Linked DNA regions of Homo sapiens: region 1 is linked to region 2. The links are chromatin loops, found by intact Hi-C in ENCODE. Cell type or tissue: psoas muscle. All regions are shown on one strand. Links, peaks and the distances in the headings refer to the core of each region. The heading gives the core; the rest is flanking DNA. Region 1 overlaps FAM13A (family with sequence similarity 13 member A). Region 2 overlaps FAM13A (family with sequence similarity 13 member A).

What was found. A loop is a pair of places that touch in the nucleus more often than their neighbours do. Peaks named below come from ENCODE experiments on the same cell type or tissue, not always from the same donor. Only the 100,000 strongest peaks of a DNase experiment are listed, where the experiment ranks them.
Region 1: a loop joins it to region 2, with 2.4 times the contacts of the local background. A loop is called at or near these places in 4 of 110 quality-filtered maps.

What each region holds. Positions count from the first base shown.
Region 1 is chr4:88,902,074-88,912,345 of GRCh38, forward strand. It overlaps FAM13A (family with sequence similarity 13 member A), which reads right to left. Exons shown (of 24, transcript NM_014883.4): 6 at 4,306-4,389. Among named protein-coding and RNA genes, the nearest start is that of FAM13A, 150 kb to the right of the region's middle. In psoas muscle, for the core only: no CTCF peak of the experiment used is centred there; no DNase peak of the experiment used is centred there; H3K27ac peaks cover 1,908 bases.
Region 2 is chr4:89,019,457-89,029,728 of GRCh38, forward strand. FAM13A (family with sequence similarity 13 member A) reads right to left here. Exons shown (of 24, transcript NM_014883.4): 2 at 10,004-10,193; 3 at 1,004-1,213. Among named protein-coding and RNA genes, the nearest start is that of FAM13A, 33 kb to the right of the region's middle. In psoas muscle, for the core only: a CTCF peak has its summit at 4,812 (motif pointing left); no DNase peak of the experiment used is centred there; H3K27ac peaks cover 537 bases.

The DNA.
Region 1 (10,272 bases), core at 3,375-8,374, 120 kb before region 2:
GAATAGACCAATAATGAGTTCTGAAATTGAGGAAGTAAGAAAATAGCCTACAACCAAAAAGAGCCCAGGACCAGAAAGATTTGCAGCTGAATTCTACCAGAGGTACAAAGAAGAGGTGGTACCATTTCTATTGAAACTATTCCAAAAAATTGAAAAGGAGGGACTCCTCCCTAACTCATTGTATGAGGCCAGCATCATCCTGATACCAAAACCTGGCAGAGATACAACAAAAAAAGAAAACTTCAGGCCAATATCCCTGATGAACATTGATGCAAAAGTTGTCAATAAAACACTGGCAAACCAAATCCAGCAACACATCAAAAAGCATATGCACCATGATCAAGTCAGCTTCATCCCTGGGATGCAAGGTTGGTTCAACATGCACAAATCAGTAAATGTGATTCATCACATAAACAGTACTAAAGAAAAAAAAAACACTTGATTATCTCAATAGATGCAGAAGGGGCCTTTGATAAAATTCAACATACTTCATGTTAAAAACTTTGAATAAACTAGGTATTGAAGGAATGTACCTCAAAATAATAAGAGCCATATATGACAAACCCACAGCCAGTATCATACTGAATGAGCAAAAGCTGGAAGCATTCCCGTTGAAAGCTGACACAAGACAAGGATGCCCTCTCTCACCACTCCCATTCAACATAATATCAGAAGTTCTGGTCAGGGCAATCTGGCAAGAGAAAGAAATAAACCGTATTCAAATAGCAAGAGAGAAAGTCAAACTATCCCTGTTTTCATATGACATGATCCTATATCCAGAAAATCCCATTATTTCACCCAAAAAGCTTCTTAAGCTGATAAGCAACTTCAGCAAATCTCAGGATACAAAAGAAATGTGCAAAAAATCATAGCATTCCTATTCACCAACAACAGAGCCAAATAATGAATGAACTCCCATTCACAATTGCTACAAAAAGAATAAAATAAAATTGCTAGAAATACAGCTAACAAGGGAAGTAAAGGACCTCTTCAAGGGGAACTACAAATCACTGCTCAAAGAAATCAGAGAGGACACAAACAAATATAACAACATTCCATGCTCATGGATAGGAAGAATCAGTATTATGAAAATACTCATACTGCTCAAAGTAGTTTATAGATTCAATGCTATTCCCATTAAACTATCATTGATGTTCTTCAGAGAATTAGAAAACAACTATTGTAAAATTCATATGGAACCAAACATACAAGACAAGCCTAAGCAAAAAGAACAAAGCTGGAGGTATCATGCTACCTGACTTCAAACTATAGTACAAGGCTACAGTAACCAAACAGCATGGTACTGGTATAAAAACAACATAGTACTGGTACAAAAACAGACACATGGACCAATGGAATAGAATAGAGAAGTTAGAAATAAGACCGAACACCTACAATTATCTCATCTGTGACAAAACTGACAAAAGCAAACTATGGGAAAATGATTCTCTAATAAATGGTGCTGAGAGAACAGGCTAGCCATATGCCAAAAATTGAAACTGGACCCCTTCCTTACACCTTATACAAAAATTAACTCAAAATGGATTAAAGATTTCTAGGATTTTTAGAGTTTTGGGTTTTACATTTGTTGTAAACACTTCACAAGAAAATCTAGGCAATACCATTCAGGACATAAGCATGGGCAAAGATTTCAGGACGAAAACACCAAAAGCAATTGCAACATAAGCAAAAATTGACAAACGGGATCTAGTTAAACTAAAGAGCTTTTGCACAGCAAAAGAAACTGTCACCATAGTGAACACACAACCTGCAGAACGGGAGAAAATGTTTGTAACTTATCCATCTGACAAAGGTCTAACATCAAGTCTACAAGGAACTTAAACACATTTATAAGAAAAAAAATCCTATTAAAAAGTGGGTAAAGGACATGAACAGGCACTTCTCAAAAGAAGACATTTATGTGGCCAACAATCAGGAAAATAAGCTCAACATCACTGATCATTAGATACATGGAAATCAAAACCACAATGAGATACCATCTCATGCCAGTCAGAATGGCTATTATTAAAAAGTCAAGAAAGAACAGATGCTGATGAGGTTGCAGAGAAAAAGAAATGCTTTTACAGTGTTGGTGGAAGTGTAAATTAGTTCAACCATTGTGGCAGAGAATATGGTGATTCTGCAAAGATCTAGAACCAGAAATACCATATGACCCAGCAATCCCATTACTGGGTATATGTCCAAAAGAATATAAATCATTCTATTATAACAATACATGCACATGTATGTTCACTGCAGTACTACTTACAATAGCAAAGACATGGAATCAACCCTAATGCCCATCAATCATAGACTGGATAAAGAAAATGTGGTACACATACACCATGGAATACTATGCAGCCATAAAGAGGAATGAGATCATGTCCTTTCTAGGACATGGATGGAGCTGGAAACCGTTATTCTCAGCAAACTAACACAGGAATAGAAAACCAAACATTGCATGTTCTCACTTATAAATGGGAGCTGAATCATGAGACCACATGGACACCGGGAGGGGAATAACACACACTGGGACCCGTCAGTGGGGTGGCTTAGGGTGAGGGAATAAGCAAGGATACCTAATGGATGCTGGGTTTAATACCTAGGTGATGGTAGGAGATCTGTGCAGCAAACCACCATGGCACACCTTTACCTATGTAACAACTCTGTACATCCTGCACCTGTACCTCTGAACCTAAAATCAAAGTTGAAGAGAAAAAAGAAATTTTTCTTTTCACTGGCAAAACAATTATCAGCATTTTGGATTTTTTCTTACTAAGGGAAACAAAATTTTACACATTAACGCCTTTATGCTATCATATCTATAATAGTTTTTATTTTTTCTTATTAAAATTTATGTAAATACTTTCCATTGATTATGTGTTCCTCATAATTATGAAACATCATACAGTGATTTTTATTTAAAAAAATTACAGCTGAACATTTTACTTTACGCCCAGAAGGGAAAATGCATCTCATGCATTTCTATTATGCTTAGAGGTACCCTAGGAAGATCTACTGCACTTGACTATTTCCTATGTCAGAGGCTAGAAAAAATTATATGTAAGTATGTATGTGTGTATATATGTATGTATGTATGAACGAGATGGAGTCTCATTCTTGTCGCAGCTCGCTGCGACCTCTGCTTCTGAGGTTCAAGCAATTCTTTCTGCCTCAGCCTCCCAGTTAGCTGGGATTACAGGAGCCCGCCACCCAATCCTGGCTAATTTTTTTTGTATTTTTAGTACAGATGGGGTTTCAACATGTTGGCCAGACTGGTCCTTTTTCTTTCTTAATAGTGAACTTTTTGGCATTTTACTTTTTATATATTTCTTTTCAAAATTTTTTATTTTACGTTTGGGGGTACATGTGAAGGTTACATAGGTAAACATGTGTCACAAGGGTTTGTTGTACATATTATCACATCCCAGGTATTAAGCCCAGTACCCGATACTTATCTTTTCTGTTTCTCTTCCTCCTCCCACCCTCCACCCTCGAGGAGGTCCCAGTGTCTGTTGTTTCCTTCTTTGTGTTCATAAGTTCTTGTCATTTAGCTCCTATTTATAAGTGAGAACATGTGGTATTTGGTTTTCTATTCCTGCGTTAGTTTACCAAGCATGATAGCCTCCAGCTCCATCCATGTTCCTGCAAAAGGCATGGTCTCATAGCCACAATTGTTATTGAGCAGAAGTAAAACCATCTACTAAAAATTATCACTATCTCTTCAATAATAGGAGTGTCTGAAGAATTTTTGGCTGAATACAACCATGGATTAAAGGTACTGTATAAAAAGTGCTTTTATACCACCAGATCCTCCCGCAACACTCCCTCATGCCTACTTCCCTGAAAAAACAAACAAATAAAAAACCAAAAGGGCTGAAGGAAATGCAATCAACAGAACATGGAAATAGGAGAGCATCAAGAAACATGCTGGCCGGGCATGGTGGCTCACGCCTGTAATCCCAGCACTTTGGGAGGCCAAGGCAGGCAGATCACCTGAGGTCAGGAGTTTGAGACCAGCCTGGCCAACATGGCAAAACCCCGTCTCTACTAAAAATACAAAAATTAGCTGGGCATGGTGGTGCGCACCTTTAGTCCGAGCTACCCCAGAGGCTGATGCAGGAGAACTGCCTGAACCCAGGAGGCAGAGGTTGCAGTGAGCTGAGATTGCGCCACTGCACTCCAGCCTGGACGATAAAGCAAGACTCTGTCTCAAAACAAACAAACAAACAAACAAAAACAACAAAAAACAAAGAACCATGCTAAAGATTTCACATGGTCGCCTACAGAGAAAACATAGTTTACCTTGGTTTTTGGAGGTGGTTTTGGCATGTCTCTTTCTAAGCCTCTTGTTAAAAGGATGGGCAGGGAGTTCTTATAATAGACCTCCTACAAAAGAAGTATAAAGGAAACATTAGAGATTAAAGAACACTTACCCTAACCAAAAATTACAAGGTAGTGAAAAACAGTTTTGAAGAGAGAGCATTTCTGGATTGAGTTGTTCACATCAGAAGCTGGTGAAATTGTAGTACGGAGTCAAAACTTTTCCTCTTACATGTCATATACAACAATAAAGTAAGATAAGATGGTGATGGAGTAGGTGAGAGATGTACAGTACATATATTCAGAGATGATCATTAAAAATCATATCTGCACTGTTATGTCATTTTATCACATACATATCCAGTATAGACAGCTTGCTCTTCTTTTGAGAAGTGAATAGTTAAATCTCCAAAATATCAACCAACAAACTTAAAGTCGCCAACATTCCCTACATTTTACAGATGTATTCTGACTCTTTACATACTTGACCTTAAACAATTTCCTTCAGATAATTTACCAAACCACTATTAAACGGTGATAGTTTTGTATTAACACCTTGTGGAAGAATATATGAGTATCTGTTTCCAGAATTATTAAACCTCCAAGTCCTTGGTTCACACCAAAAGAACATTTGCCAAAATAATGGCAGAAATTACAAGGAGGCAGCTGAGGCATAACTGTATAGATTTATTATTTATTCATACACGATGAACAGAAATGACAGTAATCTTGTTTGTTTTGTTGTTTCAATAATGCAGAGCCTCACTTCCGAATAGCCATTAACTTGGATAAGCTTTCCATAGATGATTCCATCTCCAAATTAAGATAGGAAAATAATACATAAAAGGAAAATTATAGGCAACAAGAAGGCTGAGAAAGTCAGTCAGATTTTTTTCACTTATTCCATAATCCTCCATATCCCATTTCTTCCCCAACATTCCTGCCATTCAATCATCTAAATCATACATTTTTTAAAAGTTTAGTTTATGGCTAATTCGTTACAATCTTTTAAACATAATTTTAGTCTGCATACTTCAGAATATTATTAAAATTTGCTAGACTTATATTCATTTATTTCTAAAGGGAACAATATATTATTAGGATAAAATGTCCCTAAAGAAAGTAACAACACTACTTATTATTAATAAAGATTGAATCTTATGATGTATTGGGCGTTGCTAAAGACTGCATTTATAATGCCGTTTTTACGCCCAATAGCCCTATGAGCTAGGAACTATTATCATCATCTCCCCTTTAAGGCTAACACAATGCAGGCTTACAGAAGTTAAGTAAACTTGCCCAAGGTCACACAGGACTCAAAGATTGTTCTGTAAAACATTAGGGCCTGAGCTCTTAATACCTTTATATATTACTCATCTCCGATATACCATACTTGGCATCTAAAACCACTAAGTTGTGGAGCCATAGCATTTTAAAGCCAAAAGAGTTTTGTAAAGGTCAACTAGTCGGCCTCCCTGATTTTACAGATGAGGGACTTGGATTCTAAGGTGATGTGTCCAAGATCACATAGACAGTGGCAAAGCTGAGACTCATGTCTGGACCACAAAGTAGTACACAGCACATGTTCTCAGGTTTGTGCTAGGGACAAACATTCCCAGATGCATAGGGGATTGGAAGCCTCTTCTAAGCTGGGGAGTAGCTGCAGGTACTGCCAACACTCTCAGCTGCCTGTGGCCTCACATAGCCCTTATGTAAGTACCAAAGGGTACATTTCAGAGATCCCTAAATAAGTGTGCATTCCAGTCTTACCCTTTCCCACTAGTTACAGCACCTGCTGGTGGTAAGCTGCTTTCTGGAAATAGTGAATGAACCCATTCCCGCTTCTGACTCACTGTGAGAGGGATAAACTATATCCAGCATGACATTTAGGAGAGCCAACTGCATAATACATTGCATAATTTGACTATGCTTGGATAACACAATTATGCTTTATGCTTGTACCTGTTTTTTAAAACTACTGGTATGTAAATGCTAGAATATGATGAAAAGAAACAAGGCTGACTGTTAAGGGAAATTAGTAGAAATGTCTGACTGTTGTCTATGACTGTCTGAGTGTTTACAAATGCCTATAATTCTTTCTTCCTTATGCAAAAAACAGAAGTGACAGTATTTCTTTATTCTATTTTCCAGCCCTGTCTCTGTGAATTAATGGGCACAAGGCTGACAGTCAACTTTTTCCTATAAGACTCTGAAAGCATTTTTTCTAAACTTCTATTTGCAAATGTCACCTACATGAATTATATTTACTTTTTGTTTTATGACTTTAAACTTAGACAATACAGACAAAGTAAAGTTTAGCAGTCTGAGAATGAACTGGCAGATAAGAGATCTAGCTCAAGGAAGAAGTAGTATTTATTGATGAAAAGACAAGCCAGCACCCGTTCAGAGTTGCGTTCCCAGTGCCCCATCAGAATGGTACTGAAACAGCAGCTCCCACCCTTGCAGCAAGCAGCGAGCAAGGGGGCTGCAGAGCCACAGGACACAGGTAACACCTTCCTATAAGGCCCATGGTACTTAGATTTCTGGAGAAAAGTTAAATAATTCAACTAGTAACCTAAGCAAATAACTGGTGATAACTTAATGTATTCTTTTAAAATATATATTATGCAGTTAAGTATGAAATAGTAAGATAAAACATTTTCTAAATCTTTATAAAGCCATTTATATTTGTACATATGTATCTGAGAAAGTTGAAAATTTATGTCCACAGCAAAAATATCAACACAAATGCAAATAGTAGAATTATTCATAATAGCCTAAAAGTGGTGACAATCCAAATGCCCATTAATTGATGAATGGATAAACAAGACATGGTATAGTCACATAATAGAATATTCTTCGGCTATAAAAAGGAATAAAGTACTGACACCTGCTACAACATGAATGAACCTTGAAAACATGCTAAGTGAAATAATACAGACACAAAAGGATATATATTGTGTGATTCCACTTATATGAAATGTCCAGAATAGGCAAATACTTAGTGACAGAAAGTAGATTGGTTATTGCCAGGGGTTGGGAGGAGTGGGGAATGTGGAGTGACTGCTAATGGGTCTGATGTACATGAGGTTTTTTATTTTTTTTTTTTGAGATGGAGTCTCGCTCTGTTGCCAGGCTGGAGTGCAGTGGCGTGATCTTGGCTCACTGCAACCTCCGCCTCCCAGGTTCAAGCGATTCTCCTGTCTCAGCCTCTGGAGTAGCTGGGACTACAGGTGTGCACCACCATGCCCAGCTAATTTTTGTATTTTTAGTAGAGATGAGGTTTCTCCATGTTGGCCAGGATGGTCTCTATCTCTTGACCTTGTGATCCGCCCACCCTGGCCTCCCAAAGTGCTGGGATTACAGAAGTGAGCCACCGTACCCAGCTGAGGTTTCTTTTTAGGGTGATAAAAATATTCTGGAATTAGGTAATGGTGATGATTGCACAGTTTTGTGAACACACACAAAGCCATAGATTGTATACTTTATAAGAGTGAATTTCAATGGTATGTGAATTATATCTAAATTTTTTACAAAGCCATGTAAAGAACGTTCCCACATTCTCAAGGTAAGAGACCTCGGGTTTGTGTTCAAACTCTTCCTTTAGAAGAACTTTTTAGAAAAAGTTTGGAGGGGGATGTTGTGTTTCTAAGTGTTAAATTGTATGTAGGCATGAAAATTTATTCAACAAATATCAACTGAATCTTATTACTAGTTGGAATGGGTGTTATTCCAATGCTGGGCACTGGAGAACGAAGTGTCAAACTGGACATTAATAGATCACATACGGCATATTTATACTTATTTTAAACATTTGATCTACTTACATGAGACTTTTGACTGAACCAATTGCTTACTTTAATGACCTTTGCACAACACCTACTTGCTTAAACCAGCTGTGTCATGGTATCATGAGAACACCAGTTAAAAATACAATAAGGAAGGAAAAAAATACCTTATCATGGTTTCTTTTGCCTTACTATTCAACTACTAATGACATTTAAAAATAGGAAAGCACTCACTGTCCCCTCAGCCTTGCACACTACTTCCACAGCTCTTTTAAGGTTTGGTCCCTTGTTTCATTCAGGTCTTTGCTCAATTTCACTGGAGCAGGTTATCTTCCCAGGATGCCACCTGGGAAGGGATATTAATCACTACCTCCCTCCTCTTCCACTTGTTTCTCTCTATCCCCTACCCTATTTTATGTTTCCCCATAGCCCTTAGAAATATCCAACCTTAAACTTACTGGTTTTAATTCTTTTTTTTTTTTTTGAGATGGAGTCTCGCTCTGTCACCAGGTTGGAGTGCAGTGGTGCCATCTCAGCTCACTGCAACTTCTGCCTCCTGGGTTCAAGCGATTCTCCTGCCTCAGCCTCCTGAGTAGCTGGGACTACAGGCACGCGTCACCATGCCCAGCTAATTTCTGTATTTTTAGTAGAGACGGGGTTTCACCACGTTGGCCAGGATGGTCTCAATCTCTTGACCTCGTGATCTGCCCGCCTCAGCCTCCCAAAGTGCTGGGATTACAGGCGTGAGCCACCACGCCCAGCTGCTTTTAATTCTTTATTGTCCATCTCACCCTACTCTGTGAGAGGACTTGGTCAGTCTTCTTCATAAATACATTATATCCACAGAGCCTACAACTAGGTTTGGCACATAGTAGGAGCTCAATTGTTGAGTGACTGAGTAAACTGAATGAATAAAATCCCCTTCCAAGCCCCTTGTGCATTCCTCCTGCTTTTAGTCCCTTCTTAATTCCCTTCTTAAATTCCCTTTATGATCCTTCGTTCTCTTGCTAATACCCTTAATTTCTTTCCTCCAGTCTCCAATCATTGCATTCACCTCACAAAAGTACAATGTTGGATGAATCCAGCTATATGCTTTCTCTGTGCTGAGAACGGAGCAGCTCAAAGTGGCTGGAAAAAGTTACAGAATTGGTTGATTGGTTTCACATTAAATTTATGACCAAAAACTTTGGATGGGCCCTCCCTCATGTACAGCAATTCTGCTATACTTCTTGCGTAACTTGATTTTCCACTTTCCAAGATGATATTTCTTGTCTTTCCCTCTCTTCTCAAACCCCTTTCTTTCCATTCTTGCTTAATACCTCTTTGGAAAAACAGAAACATCGGAGCAGAAGCTAGTCATTGCCACACCATCAAATCTACAAACCTAGCTGAAATCATTCAATCCTCTCTGCCTTCCCTGTTGTTGCAATGAGAGATAAGACTGGTTGTATCAAAGAGCAATTCCCTCCATATGCACAGTGGATCTCATCTCCTTTCATCTCCCCAAAGGCTGCTCCTTCAACGGTCTCCTGTCACTCCCTTCCCCACTGTGACCATTCCCATCAATCACAAGCATGCTCTGCAGTCATATCTTCTCATTTTTGTTTGTTTATTTTTAAAAGATACTTCCTTAATCCTACATCTCCCATTAGCTATGGTCCTACTTGCTTCCCTTCATAGCAAATTCCTTTAAAACAGCCATCTTCACTCACTTTCTCTACTTCCTCACCTCCAATTCATTCTTCAATGCCCTAAGATGTGGTCTTTGTCTCACTATTTCACAGAATCTGCCAAAACAGTCACAGCTCAGCCTCCGTCTTACTCTTGTTCTTAGTAACATTTAAAGAAGGTAACTATTCTTGAATTACTGTCTTCTCTTAGCTTCCATGACATCACTGGTAGGTGGCTTTTGATGGTTAAATTTAGGTGTCAACTTGACTAAATGAAGAGATGTCCAAAGAGTTGGCAAAACATTATTTCTGGGTATGTCTGTGAGGGTGTTCTGGAAGAGGCTGGTATTTGAATCAATGGGCTGAGTAAGGAAGATCCACTCTCACCAAATGTTGCAGGCACCATCCAATTGGCTGAGGACATATAGAGAACAAAAAGGCAGAGGAAAGGTGAATTTGATGTCTCTCCTAGAGCTGGGGCACCCATCTTC
Region 2 (10,272 bases), core at 1,915-6,914:
TACACTTAAAAAGCGAGTTCCTGGCCAGGTGCAGTGGTTCATGCCTGTAATCCCAGCTCTTGGGGAAGCCAAGATGGGTGAATCACCTGAGGTCAGGAGTTTGAGACCAGCCTGGCCAACATGGTGAAACCCCAACTCTACTAAAAATACAAAAGTTAGCCGGGCATGGTGGCGGGTGCCTGTAATCCCAGCTACTCAGGAGGCTGAGGTAGAAGAATTGCTTGAACCCAGGAGGCAGAAGTTGCAGTGAGCCAAGATTGTGCCACTGCACTCCAGCCTGGGTGACAAGAGTGAAACTACATCTCAAAAAAAAAAAAAAAAAAAAGCAAGTTCTTTCATATGAAATCACTTAATACTACAATCAAAAATCAATTTTTACCTCACGAAATGAACAAAATTATTTTAGGACTCAATCTTGCTTAGGAGAAAAAGCAAGTACACCAGTGAGCTTTCAGTCTCAAAGGTCATTAAGCAACCACAATTTAATGAATATTTCCTTTATTGTTCTCTAATGTTTTCTAAATTATTCTTGATCTCACTCCTTTTATGACAGTCATTAGTCAGAAAAACATGTCTTTGGCCCAAAAGCATCAGGGATTTTCAATATTACGTTACTGAAGTAGTCACATGTTAATGGTATCAGAAATTTCATTTAATAACGGTATTTCATAATCAGTCTAGTATGATTTTACATAGGGGATGAGGGCCTGGAGTAAAATAACAAGGTGGTGGTTATGGAAAGACCACAAATATTTAAAAACTTTTTAAATTTTAAATATTTAGTATGTTTACTAAAAATAAAACTGGTTTTTTTTTTTCTGCCCTTTTTTTTTTTTTTTTGTAGAGATGGGGGTCTTGCTTGGTTGCCCACGGTGGTCTTCAACTCCTGGCTTCAAGCAATCTTTCTACCTCAGCCTCCCAAAGTGTTGGGATTATAGGTGTGGGCCACCGTGCCCAGCCTAGTAAAGTTGTTTTAACTCCTAAAAGGATTTATTGTACTAACCCTGAAAGAGTTGAATGAATCGAGGCTGCAACGCTGAGGTGATCAGACTGTCAGGCAGCTCCCTCAGAAACAGCTTCAACAGACTGGCTGCTGAGCAGACATCACCGTCCTTCCCGAGCTCCACGGGCACTCCACTCTCGAACTTCAGTCGAAGTTGTTCCACCACCTTCACGTTACCATTCACCCTAAAAAGACCTTCTTGGGTAAGTCCTGGAAGAGCAAAGTAGGCACAGAAAATAAATAGGTTTCTCACAGACATGAAACGTAAAGAATGATAACAACACAAAGAAAGAAATCTCAGCATATGATTCTCTCAACACTGTAATTATCAATCATTGTGTAATTTTCACATTTTGTAAAACTTTCCTTAGAATAATAAATGTTCATATCCACTGCATGTCAGCTTAAAAGATCATATATGATTGGTATAAAACCCAGCTTCTAAAAATAAGGCTATGGCATATATAAACATAGAGCAAAACAGAGTACACAAAGAAATTTCATTTATATAATCTTCTAGAGCACATAACAAAAACTTACTCAGGGCTCTAACAGCAGCTTAACACTTCATGAACAACTACTTTTTAAATGACATGTATTTAAGAAACTTTTAAACTCTATGTAATTACCTGTGTAATAGTTTAAGAAATAAGGGGTAGTTTTTCAGTTATCACTAAATTCAAAATGTAAGACTCTAGGAAACTACAAAGTGGTATAAGACAAGATCCTTGCCTTCAGTCAGTTGATGGGGGATATCAGTGTCAGCTGAGGTTATCAGAGAAGGCCTCCTGGAGGAGGTAAACTTAACCTTTGGCTAAAGCAACACAGAGGGGCTGGAGCTGTTACGCTGTGAAACCAATGAAGCTTGAGCTTCAGGGCCCCTCATTTTCTTGGGCCCTTTACAAGCTCTGTCCCTAATCCTGTATTCTTAGTATCATATTCTTTTTCTTAAAGAAGTCTCAGAAGATTAGGCATCTGGACTCACAAAACCTTGATCTACCCCTGACAAAGATAAACAAAAATATGAATTGAGAAGTAGACATAGGAAAACATAAAGAAAGGTAGGCAGAGGACAATGTGGGGTGCCTAGGTCAAAGAATGATGGGATAATAAAATGGAGAAACAGGAAAGGGTCTGTGACAAGTTAAAGAGTGAAGGCCTTATCACTGGAGCAATAAGTGAGGAAAAAGACAAAATATAATCAGGGTTTTAGGAAGATTTAGCTAGCTAAGAAGTAGAGTATGGAGAGGACCTGCCTTATGGAAACTATCTTCTATTTTAAGGTAGTAAACTGAGATTATGGTGGAAAAGAAGTGAAAAACAAAGAATAAAGATGATTTGGTAACTTGGTTCAAAAGGGAGAGGGAAAGGGTTGAAAGGTAACCTTAAAGTTTTGAAAAGTAGGAATACAGGAAAAAAAAAACACTGTAAAAGATAAGATTAGGGGGTAGGGATAGGAGAGTAGCTGGTTTACGGCAGAAGATAATGATTTCCAGCTTAGTGTGCTACACACCATGTAAGTGAATGTGTCAGGCAGTAGAGGACTTTGAAAGTGTAAGAAACAATCTTTCTAAGAAAGAGCAGGCCAGGATTTAACGTGACATTCTTGAGAGTCTAATGGTGAATGTTAGCAATGACATAATGACATTGAAGCCTATCAGGATTTTTTAGAGGGGAGGTGATAATTTATATCAGCCTTTGCTTCTTTCCCTTAACTGGTAATTGTATTGCTCTTTTTAAAGCAAAAGAGGAAGCTAATTTTATTTTATTTTATAATCTAATAAAATACTTTTAAGTTCTTTAATTCAACAAACATGTAATAAGTGCCTGACATTATCTTAGGTAATAAAAAAAAATCAATCCTGAGAAAAAAAATTCAACACTATCATTACCCTCATGGACTTTGAAGTCTGGTGAGATGTTTGTGTTCTTCCACATATACATATTATTTGGCTGTGAAGAAAATCAATATCAAAAGTTGATATGAATTTTAGCTCCAATTCTGAAAAAAATTGTGACACTAGGGATGATATTAAAAGTATTTAACAATGACTAGGACCAGGGCACCACCTAAATGGAAGAGATACCAGTTGGTCTGTGTGGCAGACAGCTTCTAAAATAGTTCCCATGATCCCCACTTCTCGTACCACACCCATTATAATCCCCTCTACTTGAGTGTGGGCCGGACCTAGTGACTTGCTTCTAACAACAGAATACAGCAAATGTGATGTCATGTCATATTTTAAGATTAAGTTATAAAAGACTGACAATCCATCATGCTTCTCTCTCTTTCTCTCTCTCTCCCCCTCTCTCTGTCTGTCTGATGTACTTTATTAGCTACTGGCCACGGGCAAACAACTAAAGGTGGTCTCTGGCCAACGACCAGTGAATAACTGAAAACCCTCAGGTCAACAGCTCACAAGTAACAGAATCCTGCCAACAACCACATGAATGAGCTTGGGAGGGAATTTTTCCCCTGTTGAGTCCTGATATGACTGAAGCCTTGGCTGACACCATGATCACGGCCTTGTAACTCTAAGACAGAGGACACAACTAAGATGTATCTGGATTCCTGACCCACAGAAACTATGAGATAATGATAAATACTATTGTTTTAATCTATTATGTTTTGGGGTAATTTGTTATGCAGCAAATGGGTAACGAATACGATACGCCTTTCCCTTAAGTTCTGTGGAATATCAGGTTCTATTGGGAGATGCCAGCTTAATCATTTAAAGCTTTCAAGGTCTGTCTCCTCTACTATACAAAAGTTTATCTTTAGCTTCAGAAACTTATCCAACAATCAAGCAGCTAGCATCCAACACAAAGGCATTCCGTCCCTGGTCAAATATGAAATCCTGAAAATTTAGAGTTTTGTTTCCTGTTCCTATATTTACCCAGCTGCTTAACCTAATCTTGCCTTCTGTTTTTGGCCTAGCAAATGCCCCTTAGATCTGATTTCACATGATGTTGTTTTTTTTTTTTCTTTTTAGCTTTGACCTTAGTCTTTCTTTTCCAACAAGGTTTTTTTGAACCTTCCCCCAAATAAATATACTTCCAGCAATTTCAGAAAAAAATACCCAGCTCCAAGAACTGTCTTGTGGTCCTCAAGCCTCCTGATTCCACTGGACCAAACTAGCAGTCATATAAGGTACAAATAGAAGTGACTGAATTTAATGCTCCTCAATAATATTTTCCTGTCTCTGTCCCATTTATCTGAACAACTCTTTTCCCTCAGGATTATCTCCCACCCACAACTCTTATGATAATTCGTGATGTTCAACTAGGGAAAGTTTATAATCCTGGGCATGAATATATCACATTCTGAGAAGAAGAATCCATACAGTTTTTTAAAGCCTCTTATGAGGCTAGAATATAGCCAGTACCCACATGAGGCTTACCAGACCATATAACCTTTAAATTTTCCTACTCTAAAATTGTAGAAAGTTATGACTGTAACAAAAATATTCAGAAAAGGGGGATATTTGGATGACTTCATGAAGCAGAGTTACTCTCATACATTTCAGAGCTCCTATTATATTTGATTTTAAGCTATGTGCTAATTATCACAAAACAGCAACTTAATAGTGGTTTAGAAATGAAGAAAAAATTATATAAGCTAATGTCTACATCACTGAAAGATACTTTTCTGTACAACTGAAATATTTCTTTCAAAATAGTATGAATATTAAAAACAGAATATGCCATTAGAAACAGAATATGCCAGAAGTCACAAATTGCCTAACAGCACACTTTGGCCAGGGAAGTAGTATGACAATAAGTAAGCACATTCTGACACCTGGTGGTGACTTGAGACTCTACACTGTAGGTTAAAACGGCATAACCTATAGTATCTTCATGCCAAACTAAGAGAAAGAAGCCGTTAACATTGTCAGCGAGAAAAAGAGTTTAAAGACTGTATGCTTTATAAGTTATAATGTATATACCTTTAAATGAAAATATCCAAAATCTGCTTAAAGGGCTTGATATAGGCCTTTCTGTCTTAAAAATTCCTTTACAATAATAGTTTACCTTCATGCCAAATTGTTAAATTGCATTTACGTGAAACAATAATAAAGCATAACCAAAATAGCAACCTATGATTGAATTACATGAATGGTCACCCCTATAGTCCCATTTCCATGCCTGACATAGTGCTTACTGTGTATCACAGGTGTACAGTAAATGTTTGTTGATCTGAAAAAACTGCAAAGTAATTAAATAAAACAAATTGAAGTATTATGCCCTCAAACTTTATACTACCCTTCAAACTTACACAATTTCTTTGGTTTATTAACATGGTAGTTTCAAATACAAGAAGGGGCTTGTGTTTGTCTACGTAGTAATTAACTACATAGCCTTTCAAAATACAGGTGCCAGGCCTACCCGAGCTTGCCCAGTCAAGATTCTGATTCAGTAGTATGAGGTGTGGGCAATGCATGTGTATTATGAAGATTCCACTAGTGATTCTATTTCACATCCCTCATTAAGAGCGACTGATTTAACTTAATAAAATGTTTAGTTTGCATTACCCGAATACACCCTGTTAAAGTATAACTAACAGTATGCTAAGGAGGGGCAGAAGAAAATCAATCCCTAATTTAAATTTTGTCAAAATTTTCATATGTTGATGGTGTGAGTGTAAATTGTTTCAGCTCTGATAGAGTTCATTACACATGCACATATCCTCTGACCATCCAGGAGTTCACTTCCAGGAAGGTAGTCTATGCACACACTTGTATGTGCTTCAAATGCCATATGCTAAAGGTTAACCATGGAATCATTGTTTTTTTTTTTTTTTTTTTTTTTTTTTTTTGAGACGGAGTCTCGCTCTGTCGCCCAGGCCGGACTGCGGACTGCAGTGGCGCAATCTCGGCTCACTGCAAGCTCCGCTTCCCGGGTTCACGCCATTCTCCTGCCTCAGCCTCCCGAGTAGCTGGGACTACAGGCGCCCGCCACCGCGCCCGGCTAATTTTTTGTATTTTTAGTAGAGACGGGGTTTCACCTTGTTAGCCAGGATGGTCTCGATCTCCTGACCTCATGATCCACCCGCCTCGGCCTCCCAAAGTGCTGGGATTACAGGCGTGAGCCACCGCGCCTGGCCGGAATCATTGTCTGTAAACGACAGAAGACTGGAAACAATCCATTTGCCCATCAGTATGGGACTGCTTAAAGATATGATATATACATGTGGTAGAACGGTGTGCAGAGGAAAAGAAAATAATTAAAAATGAGTAAAGCTCTTTATGCAATATGGAACAATCTCCAAAATACACTGATATTTAAAAGATTCAGAACAGTGTGCAATATTTGTGATAAAAGGGAAAAAAGAACACACAGACGCATACTTATATATACACGAAACATCTTAAGAAGATACCAGAAACGGGTATAGCAATACTGTTTTAGAGAGAGAAAACAAAGGTCAGGAGACACTTTGTAGGGATAGACTTTTCACCATATACTCTCCTATATTTTTAACCACATAATTTTATTAACAATTCAAAAAATATTAAAATTTTTAAAAATCAAAAATGTAAAATTTTTTACACAATAAAAGTATGATCAAGAGACTATTATCCAATGAATGTTGAGAGAAAGAACGTTGATTATGCCATAACCAGAATACTATTCTAGGTACCCGTAGTTGGACATCTAAATGAACCATACAACCCTACTTAACAGATGAAATGAAAGATCTAAAAATCCATTTGTATCTAACTCAGTGGGATACACAGCCTCACTCAAAACCAAGTATGTAAATAAATCCTGTTAAAGCTGGTTGTAAATCCTGGCTTCAAGATTTTGTAGGCCAAACTTCCATCTTCCTGTCATGCTATGTGTAACACTGTTTGTATTTAACTGTTTGAAGCATTTGAATAAATCCAGAGCTGTTTTCTAAGAATCTGGCCTTTTTACAATTTATCTTCCTTTAATAAGGAGAAAAATTCTACGGAGTAAGAACAGAAACCTGGCTCTTAAGTTTTCAGAAAAAAAATATAATTTTGTCATAAAGAACTGCCTGAGAGTGGGTAATTTATAAAAGAAAGAGGTTTAACTAACTCACAGTTCAGCATGGCTGGGGAGGCCTCAGGAAACTTACAATCATGGCAGAAGGCAAAGGGAAAGCGAGGCACCTTCTTCACAAGGCAGCAGGAAGAAGAAGTGCTGAGCGAACAGGGAAGAGCCCCTTATGAAACCATCAGATCTCTTGAGAACTCATTCACTATCAGAGAACAGCCTGGGGAAACCACCCCCATGATTCAATTACCTCCACTTGGTCTCTCCCTTGACACGTGGGGATTGGGGGATTATAATTCAAGATAAGATTTGGGTGGGGACACAAAGCCTAACCATATCAGTCATCTACATGCCTAGTAACCAGAGCAGATAGATGTTTTTTCAATTAACATCTAACCATCAGCAGAATGAATAATCTGCCATAGAGTCCCTGTCAAAAGTTGATAGGAACATGTGATGAGTGCTTCTCACTCATTTCCAATAAATGATTCTTATCAGAAAGGGAGAAGAGACTTGTAATCCTGGAAAGATATGGCCTGAAACAAATTACTCAAATTACAGTAGACCCACCTTACCGGCAGGGGATATGTTCCAAGACTGCCAGTGGATGCCTGAAACCTTGGATAGTACCAAACCCTATATATACTGTTTTTTTCTCCTATACATACATATCTATGACAAAGTTTAATTTAAAAAGTACGCATAGTAAGAGATTAACAACAATAACTAATAATAAAACAGAATAGAGCCAGGTGCAATGGCTCACATCTATAATCGAAGCTACTTAAGAGGCTGAGGTGGAAGGATTGTTTAAAGCCAGGAGTTCAAACCAGCCTGGACAACATGGCGAGACCTGCCTCTAAAAAAATTTTTTTTAATTAGCAGGTTACAGTGCCACATGCCTGTATAATGCCAGCTACTCAGAAGGCTGTGGTGGGAAGATTATTTGAACCATGGAATATGAGGCTGCAATGAGTTATGATCACATCATGGCATTCCATCCTGGAAAACAGAGCAAGACTCTGTCCCTTTAAAAAAAAAAAAGCAATACAATAGAAAAAATGGGAGAGATTTGTTCTTACCATAGATTTTAGCAACCTCAGCATACAATTTTTTTTCTTCCTTTATTAAGTCGAGAACTCACCTTTTCAATTAAAAGAAGCACTTCATGGCTTCTCTTTGGCATATCCGAATTGCCAGCATTATTATTCTTGCGCTTTGGGGCCATTATTAAGTAAAATAAGAGTCACCTGAACACAAGCACTGTGATACCACAATGATCAATCTGCAAATTGAGGCCACTGCTAAGTGACTAATAGGAAGGTGGCATATACACATGGATACACTGGACAAGGGGAGGATTCAGGTCCCAAGCGGCAGGATGGCTGGAGATCTCATCATGCTACTGAGAAGGCTACACCATTTAAAACTGATGAATTGGTGGCCGGGTGCAGTGGCTTAGGCCTGGAATCTCAGCACTTTGGGAGGCCAAGGCAGGCAGATCACCTGAGGTCAGGAGTTCAAGACCAACCTGGCCAACATGGTGAAATCCCATCTCTACTAATAATACAAAAAAAAAAAAAAATAGCTGGGTGTTCATCTGTAATCCCTGCTACTTGGGAGGCTGAGGCAGGAGAATTGCTTGAACCCGGGAGGTAGAGGTTGCAGTGAGCCAAGATTACGCCATTGCACTACAGCCTGGGCTACAAAAGCTAACCTCCGTCTCAAAAAAAAAAAAAAAAAGCCCCCAAAAACTGATGAATTGTTTATTTCTAAAATTCTCCAGTTAGTATTTTTGGACCATGATTGGTCACAGGTAAGAGTGAAACCTTAGAAAACCAAACCATGCATAAGGGCGGGGGGGATTACTGTACAGAATATTTTTGAAGCCTCAAGTTTTACATTTAAAAATCCCTTCATGGCTGAGCATCATGGCTCATGCCTATAATCCCAACACTTTGGGAGGCTGAGGTGGGAGAATCTCTTGAGCCCAGGAGTTCAGAACCGGCTGGGGCAACATTGGGAGAACCTGTCTCTACAAATAAAAATAAAAATAAAAAAATCAGGCAGTGTGGCAGAACACACCTGTGGTCCCAGCTACTCGCGAGGCTAAGAAAGGAAGATCACTTGAGCCCTGAAGTATGAGATTACAGTGAGCTATGATCATATCACTGCACTCTGGCCTGGGTAACAGAGCAAGACCCTATCTCTTAAAAAAAGATGTAGGCACATGTATACATATGTAACTAACCTGCACAATGTGCACATGTACCCTAAAACTTAAAGTACATAAAAAAAAAAAAAAGATGTAGGGAATATGGAAGCATTCTCTCAACTTATCCAGATTTGTGATTTATTTTAAACGAAATCATCAAAAAGCTGTGGGCTTCACAGCTCTCAATAACTAAATGAGATATAATTTATCTTTTTACTGTATAATGTACTATATTATTCTCCAAATGTTTTACATGCTTTATCATTCCAAAAATAAGTGAAACCACCCCCCACCACTCCGCATAGTAAGCTTTACATCATAGTTTTTTGGTGTCTCTCCTAAGTGTATGAGGATAGTCAAGGCATTGAATAAGTTCATGATTGACCTCAGGTAAAAGAGATACCCAAAAACGTGTTTGATTACATTAAAAATTATTGACTATCAGTTGGAATTTAATTAATCTAGTAAACTGACTATTAATATTACAACAGTGTATTTCAGCATTTAAAACTAGGAAACATTCCAAACTAGAAATCTCTATAATTAAAGTGATTGCTCTATGGTTAATCAAATTAGTACTGTCAAGATCATGTTAAGCAGTAATGCCCTTTTTTAAATGAAAAGTATATTACACAATAACTTAATATTCTAATGAAGGTGCTTTAGAGGATAGCCTAATCATACATTATGAAATAATTCACACAAATAATTTGTTTATGCAAGGGACTGTGAAAATGAACAGACTAAAGCATGACTTAACTCACCATGCTGCGTCAAATATTCCACTATATTCCACACTACTGCTGGAATGCCATTCTCGGTGAGCCCCTGCCGTTCAAGTTCTTGGAGACTGACTCCAAATAACTTCTGATAGGTAAAATCCTTCTGTTCATTTAATGGCACTGCCACTATCTTTTTCATGTCTTCTTTCAGCCGAACCGCTGCTTTACTTTGCTTAAAGGAGCGTAAGAAAAAAGAGCAGTCAGTCATATTTACCACAGGAGGTTGCATGGTTACAACAGAAACACCTGAA